2 separate regions of the Homo sapiens genome follow, and region 2 is linked to region 1. Evidence: read pairs that join two places in POLR2A ChIA-PET (ENCODE). Cell type or tissue: CD4-positive, alpha-beta T cell. All regions are shown on one strand.

What was found. ChIA-PET counts read pairs that join two places held together with the same protein. Peaks named below come from ENCODE experiments on the same cell type or tissue, not always from the same donor. Only the 100,000 strongest peaks of a DNase experiment are listed, where the experiment ranks them.
Region 2: POLR2A ChIA-PET joins it to region 1 with 5 read pairs; 3 of 35 experiments call an interaction of 5 or more read pairs at or near these places.

The regions. Positions count from the first base shown.
Region 1 is chr11:35,044,155-35,046,654 of GRCh38, forward strand. All of the region lies in intron 2 of LOC105376626 (a long non-coding RNA gene), which reads right to left. Among named protein-coding and RNA genes, the nearest start is that of CD44-DT, 93 kb to the right of the region's middle. In CD4-positive, alpha-beta T cell, no CTCF peak of the experiment used is centred here; DNase peaks (open chromatin) are centred at 27, 555 and 1,247; H3K4me3 peaks cover 736 bases; H3K27ac peaks cover 2,022 bases.
Region 2 is chr11:35,226,881-35,229,380 of GRCh38, forward strand. It overlaps CD44 (CD44 molecule (IN blood group)), which reads left to right. Exons shown (of 18, transcript NM_000610.4): 18 at 2,249-2,500. The coding sequence ends at 2,453. Among named protein-coding and RNA genes, the nearest start is that of CD44-AS1, 13 kb to the left of the region's middle. In CD4-positive, alpha-beta T cell, no CTCF peak of the experiment used is centred here; a DNase peak (open chromatin) is centred at 1,260; H3K27ac peaks cover 489 bases.

The DNA of each region.
Region 1 (2,500 bases):
TTTAGCCAATCATGGCTGCCAACTGTTCAAACTAGGTTCAAATAAGACAGACACAAGCTGTAACCAATCAGTCTGCCTCTGTACCTCACTTCCATTTTTTTGTATGTCACTGCCTTTTCTCTGGAGAGAAATACAACCTGCACATGTGGTGAGGCAGAGCATTTTTGGTCTGACATGCTGCCCAATTTTAGAATGGCAAATTAAAGCCAATTAAGATCTACACAACAAATCTAGTTATGTAGATCTTGATTGGTTAATTAAGTAATTTTTAGTAATTTTGTCTTTTATCAGAATCAAACTGTGGATTGTGATTTGAAGTGATCAAAAATTACTAGCTTTATCTGTCAGAATATGCTAGATTATGTTGCTATAAAAAATGACCAAAAAATGTTGGTGGGTTAACATAAAGGAATTTTATTACTGTTTCATCCAAAGTCCATTGTAGCCTGGAATGATTCTCTAAGATACTTGCCTCCACATGGTGGCTCAGTGATGCAGGCTGCTTTAACCTAACAACACCTTCATTTCAACAAAAAAACTTCACCATTGTCATAGCAGAGAGGGAGCATACTGGAGGGTCACTCACTGGCAATTAAATGCCTTGGTCTACATGTGACACACAGACCACAGGCACATGACCCTTTCCAAAAAGAGAGGAGAATGGGATGAGAGGAAGCACTAAACATCTCCACCGTACCACCCTCCCAGGGAGCTAGAAAATTCCATTAGTTATTGTTAGGGTAAATTTCAAAAGTTCTCTGACAGTATTAATTTATTAAGTCATTATCACCCAATAGCATATAAATCATAAATTATTTCATCAGTTTTGATTTAGTAACTAATATTTTGAAGGACTAAACAGCTGTGGGGAAAAATGAATTTTAAAATTCCTTTTCTAATTAAAAAAAAAAAAAAAAAAAAGCAGTCCAGGGATTTAGTGAAGCGGGACAGAATTATATGGGAGGCACTTCCGGGGTGGGGGAACAGCACTGGAGATGGATGGTGGTTGAGGCCGTGAATGTCAGAGAGAGGACTTTCCAAGGGAAGAAGGTGCTGAAAGAGGATGGAGGCTGTCATGACCATCGTCCTTGAATTTCCTCCACGTTGTCCATGTGAGCAGAGCACCTTTCAAATGTCTGTGGATATCACTTGAATGACACCAAGTTTTATCAAACCTTTGATTTTTCTGTCTGTCTGTGATGTGCCTTCCCTCCCCATCACCCTAGCAACGCTTTGAAAATAACTCGCTAGGCTAGACGATTGGGTTTCCTGTCACATTTTAGTGTCTGCCGTGCTGTGAAGACTGCGATGGCAGAGATACACATTGCGGAAGGAAGTCAAGCTTGTTTTCAGCATCAGTTGATTTATTAGATCCTTGATATTTTCCAGGCTACTACAGATACTTCTGTTGGCCTGGCATACCCAGGTGAAGCAACCCACCAAGGCTGGGAGCTTTGTTAATGTTTCACAGCTGAGTGTTTACCCAAGTCCTTTAAGCCATCTAGGACTATGGGATGGACTTAAACACTCTTCTCTTTGAGTTCTCCCACCTTTTCACTCTGAGCTGAAAATATTAGTGAAGAGCCACTTCTGTCCTCAGCAGGTATGATGTTTACTCTCAGACTAAAAAGTGCTATAAATGTTATAAGAACAAGATCTAAGGGTCTTGTTGACATATTCTAATGGAGTTTTCTTTAAAAAATGGGCTAACAGAGGTGTCACTTATTAGTCTAGTGCATGACTTTGGAGTCAGACTGCATGGATTCACATCCTGGTTCAATCACTTACTAATGATGTGGTCGTAGGCAATATACTTAATCTTTCTGAACCTCAGTTTCTTTAACTTTCAAATAAGGACAATTGCATCTACTTCAATACATTCAAAGCACATAGGAGACGTGCAATAAATATGAACTCTTATTGTTCTTGCTGTGCTTTCAAGATATTTCAGGGCCAGGAGGCTCATGCCTTTAATCCCAGCACTTTGGGAGGCCAAGGCAGGAGGATCCCTTGAGGTCAGGAGTTCAAGATAAGCATAGGCAACATAGCAAGACCTTTGTTCTACAAAAAAGAAAAAAATCACCGGGTCTGGTGGTGCAAGCTTGTAGTCCTACCTACTTGGGAGGCTGAGACAGGAGGAGTTTGAACCCAGGAGTTTGAGGCTGTAGTGAGCTATGATTGTGCCACTGCACTGCAGCTTGGACAAAAGAGCAAGACTATATCTCTTAAAAATAATGAGTAAATTAAAAGATTTCTGGAGAGAGGATCTGATAATTTGACATCTATGACTATCATCGTCATTGTCAGTAGTAACGCAAGATCTAACATGATAGTACTGGCATGTACTTCATTTTCCAAATCCATAAAATAGGACTAATGTTGTTGGCCCTTCCTGCCTTACTGGATTATGATATATAAATACATAAGTGAAGTAAAAGATGCTTGAAAATATATTTATACTATTGTAGATATGAGATATTGTCCATTGTCTTAGACCATT
Region 2 (2,500 bases), 180 kb after region 1:
TTTTTTTTTTTTTTTTTTTTTTGAGACGGAGTCTTACTGTGTCACCCAGGCTGGAGTGCGGTGATGCAATCTCAGCTTACTGCAACCTCCACCTCCCAGGTTCAAGCAATTCTCCTGCTTCAGTCTCCTGAGTAGTTGGGATTCAGCCACGCACCACCATGCCCCCATGACCGGCTAATTTTTGTATTTTTGGTAGAGATGGGGTTTCACCATGTTGGCCAGCTGGTCTCGAACTCCTGACCTCAAGTGATCCTTCTGCCTCAGCCTCCCAAGTGTTGGGATTACAGGCATGAGCCATTGTGCCTGGTCTCTTTTTCTTTTTTGAAACAGGGTCTCACTCTGTCACCCAGGCTGGAATGCAGTGGCACAAACACAGCTCACTGCAGCCTCGACTTCCTGGGCTCAAGTAATTCTCCCACCTCAGCCCCCAAAGTAACTAAGACTACAGGCACATGCCACCACAGCCGGCTTATCTTTGTATTTTGAATACAGACTGGGTTTTACCATGTTGCCCAGGCTGGTCACAATCTCCTGGGCTCAAGTGATCCACCCGCCTTGGCCTCCCAAAGTGCTGGGATTACAGGAGTGAACCACTGCACCTGGCCTCCAAGGCCCTTTTCTTGACCATGCATCCTGCTGGACTCCATCTGTATTCCTGGTCCCCATGAATCTGTTTCACAGTTCAAGCATCCTTCCCCCAACCCCTCATCAAGCCTTATGCTAGAGGAGACAGGATCTACCTCCTGTTGAGGAGGTATAATTTTTATTTCCCCAAACAAGAGCTTAAAGTTTATGGCCTTGGCAGTCCTACAGGGAATGGTCCATGATCATGAATAATAGAGGCTTTGTCACTATTACTCCAAATATCCAGAGGCAAAGTGAACAATTCTGACTTCATACTGTTTCCAAATCTCCAGAGGGCTGGCAGCATTGACAGAGCCAGGCAGAGCCCAGGCTTTGGTCATAAAGGCCTGGATTTGAATATTGGCTCTGTCATTCTTACTTTCTGTGTGACCTCGAGCAAGTTATTAAACCTCTTTTGGCCTCAGTTTCCATTGCTGTATTATGGGAACAATAGCTGCTTTGAAAGAGTGTTGTAAGAATTACAGAAAATTACATGTAAAATGTCTGGTATTCAGGAGGTAATCTGCTTCCCTGAATCCCCATCTTGCTTGTAGTTGTGAAGCTATGCAACTTTCCTTCCTCTAAGCATAGTCTGACTCGTATATGTGTAGTAGTGATATGTTACAGGAAAGAGGAAGCATTGCATTAGGCTGGGTGGGGTGAAGCAATGGACAGTAACCAGGGAAAAGATCAAGGTCGTACTCTTCCATAGCAACTTTCTTTTGCGTTTGGGTCTTAAGTAATGTTTGAGAAACCTTAAATTAACGAGAATAATTTGTCTTATGTTATTAAACTTCCTATATCAGGGTTGTATGAGTTAGCCAATGTTAGGAAAACATCACTATGGCCTTATACCTCTAGAAAAATGTTGTTTTATTCTTCTCGATACATTCAGTAATAATGCTGACAAGGCCGACAAAGTGTTGACTGGGAGAGGAAGTTATGGGACTTTCTGGAATATACAAATCAGAATGATTTACAATCATCATGTTGATGGTTTATCTAAATCTGCAGAAACTGCTAAAATGCTTAAAAGAGGCAAACATTTCCATTGTGAAGTAAGATAGAAAGAGAATCAGAACTTGAGAGTCAGACAGACCAGGGTTTGAATCCTCTTTCTTACTTGCTGAGTTACTTGGGGGAAGTTACTGAATTTTCTGATCCCCAAGGTTTCTTCACTTGGAATATAGAGAATATAATAATAACACCGGCTTCCTGGAGTCTTAGTTGCTGGTTTGCAAACTTGACTGTGCAGAGAAGCCCCTGAGGGGTTGCAAATTTGACTGTGCAGAGAAGCCACAGATCCTGGGCTCCAACTCTAGAGTTTTCTGATTCAGCAGGTTTGGGGTGGGGCTGAGAATTTGTATTTCTAACAGGTTCCAAGATGATGCTTTTGCTGCTGGTCCAGGGACCTCACTTTGAGGAGTGCTGGTTGTTATGAGTCTGGTTGTTAAGTGCTGGTTGTTAGTTGTTAAAGTAGAGAAAACCCCTAGCACAGTGCTTGGCACACACTAAAGCCATCATAAACCATAGTGATCATCAATGATGGTGCTCAGTAAGGATGATGATCTGATGCCTGAGTCACTGCAATCTTTCTGATATGGTACATTTTTTAAATTATTAGGTGTGGGCAGAAGAAAAAGCTAGTGATCAACAGTGGCAATGGAGCTGTGGAGGACAGAAAGCCAAGTGGACTCAACGGAGAGGCCAGCAAGTCTCAGGAAATGGTGCATTTGGTGAACAAGGAGTCGTCAGAAACTCCAGACCAGTTTATGACAGCTGATGAGACAAGGAACCTGCAGAATGTGGACATGAAGATTGGGGTGTAACACCTACACCATTATCTTGGAAAGAAACAACCGTTGGAAACATAACC